3 separate regions of the Homo sapiens genome follow, and all the other regions are linked to region 1. Evidence: chromatin contacts called from ENCODE Hi-C or POLR2A ChIA-PET data. All regions are on one chromosome and are shown on one strand. The core of a region is the stretch at or near the end of the contact, and the rest is flanking DNA. Distances in the headings are between cores, read along the strand shown.

The links. A loop is a pair of places that touch in the nucleus more often than their neighbours do. ChIA-PET counts read pairs that join two places held with the same protein, here RNA polymerase II (POLR2A). Pooled maps may share reads with other maps.
Region 2: a map of ascending aorta shows a loop between it and region 1 (4-fold over the local background). The contact joins two enhancer-like sites. A Hi-C loop is called at or near these places in 3 of 168 maps with a recorded cell type or tissue (aorta, ascending aorta and endothelial cell of umbilical vein) and 5 of 50 pooled maps. POLR2A ChIA-PET finds 5 or more read pairs at or near these places in 1 of 52 experiments (endothelial cell of umbilical vein).
Region 3: a map of psoas muscle shows a loop between it and region 1 (3-fold over the local background). The contact joins two enhancer-like sites. A Hi-C loop is called at or near these places in 1 of 168 maps with a recorded cell type or tissue (psoas muscle). POLR2A ChIA-PET finds 5 or more read pairs at or near these places in 3 of 52 experiments (PC-9, activated T-cell and activated naive CD4-positive, alpha-beta T cell).

What each region holds. Positions count from the first base shown.
Region 1 is chr2:28,100,502-28,104,171 of GRCh38, forward strand. All of the region lies in intron 6 of BABAM2 (BRISC and BRCA1 A complex member 2), which reads left to right. Among named protein-coding and RNA genes, the nearest start is that of MIR4263, 110 kb to the left of the region's middle. Within about 2 kb of position 2,079, at least 2 of the 41 ENCODE cell types and tissues checked have a DNase peak (open chromatin) inside an H3K27ac peak, as active enhancers do; they include ascending aorta, where a contact is called at or near this core.
Region 2 is chr2:27,701,800-27,705,469 of GRCh38, forward strand. No RefSeq gene overlaps it. Among named protein-coding and RNA genes, the nearest start is that of LINC01460, 12 kb to the right of the region's middle. RefSeq lists a silencer at 2,097-2,166. Within about 2 kb of position 2,097, at least 5 of the 41 ENCODE cell types and tissues checked have a DNase peak (open chromatin) inside an H3K27ac peak, as active enhancers do; they include ascending aorta, where a contact is called at or near this core.
Region 3 is chr2:28,407,632-28,411,301 of GRCh38, forward strand. FOSL2 (FOS like 2, AP-1 transcription factor subunit) reads left to right here. Exons shown (of 4, transcript NM_005253.4): 3 at 1,128-1,235. Among named protein-coding and RNA genes, the nearest start is that of FOSL2-AS1, 15 kb to the left of the region's middle. RefSeq lists an enhancer at 1,842-1,921. Within about 2 kb of position 1,765, at least 18 of the 41 ENCODE cell types and tissues checked have a DNase peak (open chromatin) inside an H3K27ac peak, as active enhancers do.

The sequences.
Region 1 (3,670 bases), core at 829-3,328:
AAAGTCACCTAGTTGAAAAACTATGCTTTTGTGTATATGTGTATGCCCGTTCCTGCCGTTGTGAGCAGATTCTTTTGTGTATCGCCTTCTAATCTCCAAACTCAATAAATGATTTCAGTACATGTAACTATTCAAATAATAATATCAGGAAGCACAAACAAGAGACACTGGAAAGGAGACCATGACTAGAAGAGAGAAGTTGCTACTTGTTGAGATTTTGTGCCTGCAGAAGCATAACGACTAGAAAGCTCGATGCCAAATGAAGGGGCAAGTGTGGGCTGTTGGTCCATGAGGCGTAACACTGAATTCAAAGTCAAGGGCATGTATGTGGGCCTGGCCAGGAGCGAGTAGGTTCTAAGGGGGCAGCTGTTGTGGAGGTACTCATTCATCATGGTCAGGAGGAAGAAATTGGTTTTGTACAGACAGGCAAGGATTTGACAACAGAGTTTACATACAGAGAAGGCAACAGATAGGTATCATTTCCAGGGAAGCAGGCAAAGCCCAGTGTCCACAGATAGCAGGGAACAGGTGGGTCAGATAGTCCCAAGATGATCTGGGATAACAGTGCCAATAATGGTGGCTACTATTACTGATACAGCAGTTTTATAACTTCTCATTTTATAGTTGAGGAAATAGACTCATCCAGGTTTTAAATAACTTATCCAGCCAGGTTGACATAGCCAGTAAGCGATGAAGCTATGATTCTCACTAGTCTGTCTAACTCCAAAGTCTGTGATCTTTCTACTCTACCATATTGCCTGATATCTAGCATGCATGGACTCATTCACACATGATTCAAACAGCTGACACAACAGGGTTATGGCTGCCGAACCTATGACAGAGTTTGTCTTTTTTTAGATCTGGTTTTACCATATTTGGTGTGTGTTAACAAGAATGGGCAGGTATATGTTGGCATGTGAAGTGAGACACAGGGCCTCCCAAATTCTTGTCACTGAGATGATGATAATTTTAATGCTCCTCTGCCTAGTTCTCTGCACCCATGTAAGTTATGGAGCAGAGTGAGGGCTGAGATAGAGTCTGTCTTTCCAAGCTGTGAATTACAGGGCCTCACCTGTGGTTGTCCTATCCCCAGTCCATGTGGGGAACCTGCAGACCTCCTAACATGCCCCATATAGTAAGCCATACAGTTGTGTTGATTTTTATCTCACCCTCTTAGAATTTCTACTGTTTGTGCATGTTTTATGATGTTCATAATGTATTAGTACATAGGTTCATCTATATAGCTTATAAATAAATACATATAAACATATTGATAGGAAGCTCACACATTTTTTTATTGCTCTAAGGCAATAGACCCCAAACCTGGATGGGCAGTTCAATCCCCTTGTAAGTTAAAAAATCATATTTCCTTGACTTACCCACACTTACTGAATCATAATCCCCAGGGCAGGGTTCAGGAATGTGTGTTTTTTAACAAATGCTAGAACTTGAACCACTGCAGTAGCTCTCTGTAGTTGCTAGAAAAAAATCTTGGTATCAATTGTTGTAAATAAACCATTGGAAACAAGATAACTCCTATAGTGTTTTGAAGGCTATTTATGAATTGGCTGACTTGTTTATTCGTCATCCCCTGCTGAAAGGTAGGCTCTAAGAGGAGGGCCATTATCTAGCTTGTTCACCAGTTGTTCCTAGAATAGTGCCTGACACGTAGAAGTGCACAGTGAATATTTTTTGAATAAATAAATGAATAATGAAACGCTTTTTCACTGTGCTTGGGTAATACATGTCCCTTTTTCCCTCAATACCAGAGAAAGAATTGGTTTCAGCTGTGCCGTTGTAAATTTGAATGATCTGATAAAAATCCTTGGTTACTCCACTGAACCGACTGCAATTTTTTTAATGTCTAAAACATACTTATTCTCATATTTTGTTACATTTTAATACCATTTAAGAGTAGTAGAATTTGGAAGGTGACATAGAGATCCACTTTTATTTCATTTTCATTTCAAGCCCCTGTGTCTTTAAGGAAAGGGCTAAGCTACAACTTGGTCATTCTCCAGATCCAAGAGGAAATGGATTGGAGCAGTTGTGCCTTTGTAGAGCAGATGTTTTGGTTGGAAAGGCTATCAGCCATCTGACTCATAATAAATTCTCAATTCCAGTAAATTCCCAGTTTTCAGTTACAGTAGGTAGGATGCAGGAAAACAGTGTCTTCCACTTTGGGGTCTTTGAACTTATTTCACATGTTACCACTGTTCCTTGTGCATTACAATGTGCGAACAGACAAAATACTAGGGGAGGTTAGAGCAATTCCAGGAATAGACTCAGTCAGTTGGTGTTTTTGAGAGAGACCATTGGAGGTAAACCAAAGCCACTGCCCTCTCTGACACAGTACTAACCACAAGAAACATAACTGCATTGAGTTTTCTTATAAGTTCCTATGTTAAAATAATGATTTTATATAGGAATCATGTAATAAAATAATGATTTTACAAACTGAATTATGTCAGTTTGAGTAATCTATAAACGGCCTATAGTTTTTTGTTTTGTTTTATGAGGAGGGTTTCCTTTATCCTTTTCATAAAATGCTGAAAGTAATTATATGGTCCTGATGTGATATCTTTCATTTTAGAGTATTTGTTTTTTGGGAAAATTTACTCAATACTTGAACTTATTGAGTAAAAAAAAAAAAAAATTTACTCAGTAAGCTTCTCAAAGTTCTAGTAAGGCCTTATAGCCAGTGTTCCAGATGGATGAAGCAGAATTATGAAAGTGATATTCAACGTGTCCTACTTTGTATTGTGAGCTGAGTTGAGAGAATTCATTATTTACTTAGTATTTTTGTTTTGTTTTGTTTTGTTTTGTTTTTTAGACAGGTTCTTGATCCTGGCTCAGGCTGGAGTACAGTGGTGTGATCACATATCACTAGAGCCACAATCTCCTGGGTTCAATTGATCCTGCCATCTTAGCCTAGTAGCTGACACTATAGACACATGCCACCATGCTCGGCTAATTTTTGTATTTTTTGTGGAGATGGGGTTTTGCCATGTTGCCCAGGCTGGCCTCGAACTCCAGGGTTCAATCCATCCTCCCATCTCAGCCTCCCAAAGTGTTGGGATGACAGGCGTGAGCCACTGCACCTGGCATAAAGTGGTGTCTTATTATCCCCACTCTGTTTTTATCGAGGAGTCAGTTTCTTTTCAACCATCACTGAAGTGGGAAGAATAGTGTACTCCTCACAGAGATGAAAAGGTCCCATTGTTTCTCCAGAGAGCAACAGTCCCATTTCTGCTCTTTATGAGAGCTTCTTAGGTGATCTCTTCTACCAAGTGAGACATTAGAAATTTGGGAGTCAGCAGTTTAGTTGTCCAGAACTCCTAATAGTTCCTAGGTTGGCCTTTGGCTTTTCTTATCCAACATCAAATTATTCACAGATCGTACTGTTTATCTTTATACTCCTCCTATGTCATTTTTTCTTTCCAGTTTTAGCTAAGTGGTTATCATAAACTCAATAAACTCATTTTTTTAACCCTTATATTCTGAGGCACATTTGTAAATCTTTAGAATTGCTAATTAATTCAAGATGGATTAAAGACTTAAATGTTAGACCTAAAACCATAAAAACCCTGGAAGAAAACCTAGGCAATACCATTCAGGACATAGGCATGGGCAAGGACTTCATGACTAAAACACCAAAAGCAATGGCAAC
Region 2 (3,670 bases), core at 847-3,346, 400 kb before region 1:
AAGTGCTGCCACCTCCCAGACAGGGTGTGACAAGTGGCCAGCAGCTGTGGATGCCTTCCTGAGAGAGTGGGAGCCAGAGGGAAGCCTGCCAGCCCTGTGGCAATCAAAAGCCAGAATCAAAGCCTCTGCAGGGGAGCGGGAGCCGCGTTCCCATACAGGGTTTAGTCCAACCAGATTCTTGACTGCTGGGAAATGATAAAACTCCTTGACCTTTGAGGAGTGGGTCCAGCATCAAACTGGTAGTCTTCTTGTGACAGGCCACTCTGATTCTGAGATTCCTCACTTAATGTGGGCGTTGAGAACAATTTTCAGGATTTCACCGCTGCTCTCTGAGAAGACTTTGCCCTCCTTTGGTTTTAGAGGTTTGGCACATCATAGTCCAGGGTGGAACCAAGACTTCTATTCAGTAGGATTCTGGAAATCTGCCCCCACCCCCACCATAGGACCTGGCATTGATGAGGCAGGTTGGAGGGCTCAGCATGTGATTGCAGTGTTTTCCATCAAGGGTACCTCTGCCTTCTTTATTCCCCTAGCCCATTTTAATTTCTCCATGTGGAAGTTTTAGGATCTATGCCTTTGCATTGCCCACTGCCCTAATCTAAGCTCCCTTCACCTCATGACTCCACAGGTCTCCCTCTCATCTCTGCCTTATCAACTCTCCTCCACATATGTCAAACACATCCCTGAGCAGAGTCCCTTGCTCTGAAATCTCAAAAGGTTTTCCAGTGTCCAAAGTGTGAGGGTCCAAATTCCTTTGAGGCTTTAAAAGCCTTATCATAGGGTTCCTGTGCTTTTCTATCATCATGACCCCACACCTGCCCTTGTCCCTCCCTTTCTTCCACCCGATGAGGCATACCTGCTACTCTAGAAATAACAGGTTATTTGCCCCAAACACACCTTTGCTTTTTCCTCTCCCTATATTTTCTATCAAGCCTTTCTGCATAGGCCTCAGTTTCCTTGTCTATTAAATAGAGAAAATAATACCTACCCAACAGTATTGTTGCAGAGATTAAGTAACAAATATAAACTTTTAGCCATGTCCAACACATAATCACCTCCCCCCACCCCATGTAGTTATTATGAGTGTCATTGTGGTCTTCCTTGCTCATGTTTGGTAAGTAAGGTACTACTTTTTTTCTTTTTAAGACTTTATTTTTTAGAGCAGTTTTAGGTTCACAGAAAAATTGAGCAGAAAATACAGAGATTTGCCATTGTCCCCACTCCTCTCATACACAGCCTCCCCCATTATCAACATTCCCCACCAGAGTGGTAAATTTGTTACAACTGATGAACTTATATTGACACATCGATATCACCTGAAGTCCACAGTTTACATTAGGGCTCACTCTTGATATTGTACATTCTCTGGGTTTGGAGAGATGTGTAACGTCATGTATCCATTATAGTATACAGACAAACATGGTTTCATTGCCCTAAAAATCTCTCTGTGCTCCACCCATTCCTCCCTCCCTCCCCCAGGCCCGACTCATTTTTAACACAATCAGCTTGCCCCAAACTACCTTCAGGAGGCCTCCCTGATTGCAGAGACTATCACTAATCCCTCCTTCCCCACTAGCGCTACAGCACTTTATTTCTACTTCTATTACAGCCCTTACTCCAACGGCTTGATATTCATTACTGATATGTGTGTTTGGGTTACTTACGTTTGTCACTTACAAGTTCTTGAGGACAGGAACTACATTATCTTGTACCCCATCCATGGCACCTAGCAGTTCACAAATTGGTGCTCAGTTAGTTAACTGTTGGTTTCAATGGGTGGAGGGCTGAAGGGCAGGTCCTAGCCCCAGCCCTTCCTATCCTTGGGTTTTTCTGTCAGAGAAGGGATACCTTCTAGCCACTTTTAGTTCCAGGACCTTGCTCCAGACAAGCTGGATAGTCTAGGAACTGACCATTTTAGCAAGTTTAATCCAGAGGGCTGGATTTATGTCCTACTTGGGGCAAAACCAGGCATGAACTACTCCTTCCCATCAAGGAGCGCTGCACTCCAGCAGCTGGCTTTAATTTGGATTTTCCAGGACCAGCTGCATTTAGCTGGGGTTGGTTGGGTTTCCTCAGGTCTGCCTTTATCACGCACACCCCGTCAGAAGTTAATGCAACCACGGCAGGGAGTGACCACAAGGGGGCAGTATAGACCCATTACAATGCGGTCAGCTTGCACAAGGGGCTGAAAGAAGATAAAGGTTTCAAAGCAGAAGAAAGAGTAAGAATCAGAAAAAAAGGAGGATTGTGAAAAAGTTAGGAGCAGCAAGCTAGTTTCGCTCACAGACATTCCTGGACCCAAGACCTGGCAGCAGAAAGTTAGCCAGAGACACCGGTCAGGCCCAAATGGTGCTCCCAACTCTCCTCCAAAACTGCCTTTTCCAGTGCTTAATTTCACTTAGAGAAAGTCGCTCTCCATTTATAATGCCAATATTCTATGGAGGACTTTGGGCATTGCATATTTATTCCTTACACACTATATTTCAGCTTTACAGTTTACAGAGGATTTTTTTCACACTTGTTAAAAAAAAAAATCCGAATCCCCTATTAGACTTAAAAGGTAAAAACAGATGTTAATTACCTCTGTTTAAAGAAACTGAGGCACTGGGCAGGGTGGCTAACACCTGTAATCCCAGCATTTTGGGAGGCTGGGGCAGGTGGATCGCCTGAGGTCAGGAGTTCGAGACCAGCCTGGCCAATATGGTGAAACCCCGTCTCTACAAAAAATACAAAAATTAGCCAGGCATGGTGACCCCTGCCTGTAGTCCCAGCTACTCAGGCTGAAGCAGGAGAATCACTTGAACCCAGGAAGTGGAGGTTGCAGTGAGCCCAGATTGCATCATTGCACTCCAGCCTGGGCATTGCAGCGAAACTCCATCTCAAAAAACAAAAACAAAAACAAAAAAAACCTGAGGCTAGACACATGAAGTGACTTGCTCAAAGGCACACCGAGTTTGTGGTGGAACTACATCTAGATGTGAGTTTCTTTCATTTCTGTTCCTTTGCTTAGTCCTTCTAGTTTTCAATTGTTTATGTCTGTAAGCTTAGTGAGTTTTTAAGAGCAAGGACTATATCTGATTCATCTTTATATCCCTGAATGGTGCCCCTTAATCTTTAGGGCTATGGCTGGGTGTGTTGTATAACACCTTCTCCAGAGTTAGAGTCCATGATCTATCTCTTATCCTCCATGATTCAATAATTTTGTGATTTTGAGGCACGGCCCTAACAAAGACAGTGGTGGCTATGAGTGATCCTACTGGCTGAGCATTTCAACAAGGGCAGCCACTTGGCTGCATCCTTCGTAATACAGAGAGGTTGTGAGACAGTTTTCCAAAGTATACACGAGTGTCCCTGGTGTCACGAGAGTCGACTTTAGGGGATGAGGATGAAAATGTTTAATTTTAGTAGCTACACATATAAATACATATAAACAGTATAAATGTAATATGTCACATTACATATACATATTAAAATATATATGTACATTTTAATATATATGTACACATATATACACACATATGTATTGCAGCTTAGAATGAAGTTAACTTTTTTATGTCAACAGATTTTAGGGTACAGGTAAGTATTTGGTTACATGGGTAAATTTTTTTTTTTAAGAGAGATGGGGTCTCAATATATTGCCCAAGCTGGCCTTGAACTCCTGGGCTTGAGA
Region 3 (3,670 bases), core at 515-3,014, 310 kb after region 1:
CTGACCCAGGTCTTATTCCCCTTGAGATCTTCTAAGCTCCTAGTGTAGCACCGGGCAGTTAGTAGGTGTGCAGTCAACGTCTGATAACTGAATGGGTGGGCTTTCCCTTTGTGTTGCTTTCTGCTTTGGCCCACAGCCGTCTCCTTGTGTCACCTCTGCCTGAGAGAGGCATTGGGGTCACAGCTCTGCAGGGCTCTGTAGAACCAGAGCATTTGCCCTGCTCAGTAGAGCAGAGTTCATGCTTTCCGGTATGAGTGACAGATTCCTAACTGTCTCACTGGAAGAAGCTAGATCCTAAGCTCTTTGCAGGGGAATCTTCCTTTGTTTGGTTCGCAGATAAATCCCAAGCCCGTAGAACTTCATCTTGCACATGGAACCAGGTGCTCACTTGTTGAGTGGACAGATATGGTGGGCAGCAGGATTTTACCTGCTGGGGGCTCCTCTTCCTTTTGCATGTCCTGTCCAACTTAGCACTGTACCAGGCATGTGGGGGAGTACCTGGGGTTGAACCGTGAGCAGCTGGCACCCTGGGATTGGCAGAGGAAATCGGGAGTGGAGTGGCACTCTTGGCCCTCCCATCAGCAACATAACATTCCCCCCTGGGTGGTTCTTAACCTGTGTGGGGACTCCAGGCCCAGCTACTTAACAAAATGGGGATAATGAGGCTTGCAGAGCAGGCAGAGTGATGGGAGGAGAAATTAGCCAGGGTTTGGAAGAAGCTGCTTAAGTGGGTGGGGCCACGCCTGGCTGGCAGGAGGGGACTCTTGGAGAAGCATCCCCAGCTCCTTCTCTCTGGCCTGAGCACTGAATCAGGGCTGATGTGATAGGTGCTGCCATCATGCCTGGGCCAGTGAATCTCTGACCCATTGCTGTCCTGTTTAAACATGGACTTTAAACTTGGACATCACCTTCCGGGGCAGATTCAGCTCAAAAGAGCCCTCCCAGGCAGCCAGACATCAGGGATCCACATGTTCTGGGGCCTCTGAGTCCAGCCATGCTCCTCTTGCCCTTCCTTCTCCTTTCTCCATTTCCAGAAGGGCTTCTTGCCTTACTTAAAATACAGTTTTTAAAAAATACTGTGAACCATTGTCTCTGTTCTAACCATGATCCTTGGCTTTGGCCTCTAGCTGTCTCCTGAAGAGGAGGAGAAGCGTCGCATCCGGCGGGAGAGGAACAAGCTGGCTGCAGCCAAGTGCCGGAACCGACGCCGGGAGCTGACAGAGAAGCTGCAGGCGGTGAGGAACTCTGCGTAGGGTGGGAGCACCTCTGGGTGGGCTGGAGTGAGAGCCCCGGGGGTCCTGATCCTCTCTCCCACAGCTGTCTCCTTACCCACAAATGCCCTACAGATGAGTCAGTGGAGATAGAGCTTTCCTTCCTTTGGACACATGGGTCAGCATTGTGTTGATTGAAAAGAGAGAGAGAGAGGGAGGTGGCGTTTAGCACCAGCCAGGGCCCAGAGGGAAGAAATGAACAACCTTCTGTGGGGGTGCTAGCCACGGTTTTTACGCAGCACCTGAGTGTTCTCTGCTCACAGAACTGTGGGGGCTCCTGGGTGAGGGATGATGGAGGGTGGGAGCCAGGGCAGGTCCAGACCTGCCCCATCCAGGGCTGCTTCCCGAGGTTCCAGCCACTCCCATGCCTGCCGCCATCAGGAGTGGCCCAGCCTGGCCTAAGCACTCTGGGTTGGGCCAGGGAGAAGTCTTGATGGAGATAGGTCACGTGGCAGCAGGGTTGTATTTTCTTGGGGTTTTCTCATTTCCTTTATGGGCAGGCGGGTTCCCCACCTCTATCATGAACTCAGAGCTGTGGCCATGGTACCGCGTGCTGCTCTTGTGAGTCACTCTCCCGTGCCGCCTAATTGCCCAGACCTGGGGACCCGCAGCCCTGCCCTTCCCTCTGTTAAGCTTGACCTGACCAACGTCACGTAACTCCCTTCAGAGCCTGGCCCTGCAGGAAGGGCCGTGTGCTGTGTGGAGGAAGCCCCGAGCCAGGGTTGACTCTCCCCAGTGGAATGCTTTCAGAGTGAGGAGATGAGAGAGACTCTGTCAGTGGTCCTCACAGTGACTGCCCAGGATGGGGCTTTGGAAAACATCCCCTCACACTTTTTTTGTTATTATAATTTTTTTGAGATGGAGTTTCGCTCTTGTCGCCCAGGCTGGAGTGCAGTGGGACGATCTCAGCTCACTGCAACCTCTGCCTCTTGGGTTCAAGCCATTCTCCTGCCTCAGCCTCCCAACTAGCGGGGATTACAGGTGCCTGCCACCATGCCCGGCTAATTTTTGTATTTTTAATAGAGACAGGGTTTCACCATGTTGGCTAGGCTGGTCTCGAACTCCTGACCTCGGGTGATCTGCCTGCCTTGGCCTCTCAGAGTGCTGGGATTACAGGCGTGAGCCACCACGCCTGGCCCATCCCCTCACTTGAGTTAATGTTTCCAGGTACCATCCACCCACTTAGGCTTGTCTTTCTCTGTCCTGCAGCCCTCACTCTGGGGTGTTGAATGAATTGAATTGCGTGAATTCTGTGATGCCTGTAGTAATGGCCCTCGGAGGTGTTAGAGCCGGGGAGGATGAGTGGGAATTCTTCATTCCCAGGTGAGGCAGATCCACAATCCACTTCCTCAGCGGGCCCTCCCACCACTAACCTTTCTGTGATTGGCACTTCAAGGAGCTGTGCCCCATGTGGCGCTCCTCACCACCCGCCCCGGAATAGCCCTGCCCCCTGAGGCTCCTCTACTTTCCTTCCCTCCTCCCAGAGGCCTCACACCCTACTCCCCTGCCTCCCCCACCTCCCCCGCCCTCTGACCCAGCCACCCAGGCCCCTGAGCCACATCCTCCACAGGAAGCCTCTCAGAAGCTCATGACGTTCGTCAGACCCTTGAGACAGACGGAAACTGTTTTTCACTCCGGAATATGCTGTCCTCTGCTGAACGAAGCCCTTGCCCGTATGTCCTCACTGATGAACAGGAATCCATGTTAGGGAAAACGTGGGGAGGAGGCTGGTGACACACACCTCTTCCCCTCCCACAGCGGCCCCTCCACGTGCACTTGCTCGCTTCTGCTTCTCTGGCTGGGGATGAAAGAAGGGGGCTGAGGTCCTTGCGGGGTGACCCTGGCATCCTCACAGGCCCTCTCGGGCTGTCACGTTACTTCTGTGTCAAGCGTGGTGGCTGAACCAAATGTTCTCTGAGGGTTCTGGGAGTCCTGAAATATGTGCTTAAGAAATTGGAGCAAAAGGCCAGGCGCCGTGGCTCATGCCTGTAATCCCAGCACTTTGGGAGGCTGAGGCGGGTGGATCACCTGAGGTCAGAAGTTCAAGACCAGCCTGGTCGATGTGGTGAAACCCCATCTCTATGAAAAATACAAAATTAGCCGGGTGTGGTGGCAGGTGCCTGTAGTCTCAGCTACTCGGGAGGCTGAGACTGGAGAATAGCTTGAACCCGGGAGGCAGAGGCTGCAGTGAGCCAAGGTCATGCCACTGCACTCCAGCCTGGGTAAGACAGAGTGAGACTCTGTCTCAAAAAAAAAAAAAAGAAAGAAATTGGAGTGAAAAAAGGGAGGAGGAGAGGCTGTGATAATCCCACAGGGATTTGCTGAGCACTTCTGAGAAGCCAGGCACTGTTCTAGGTGCTAGGGATACAGGAGTGTGCATGACAAAGTCTCCACTCTCT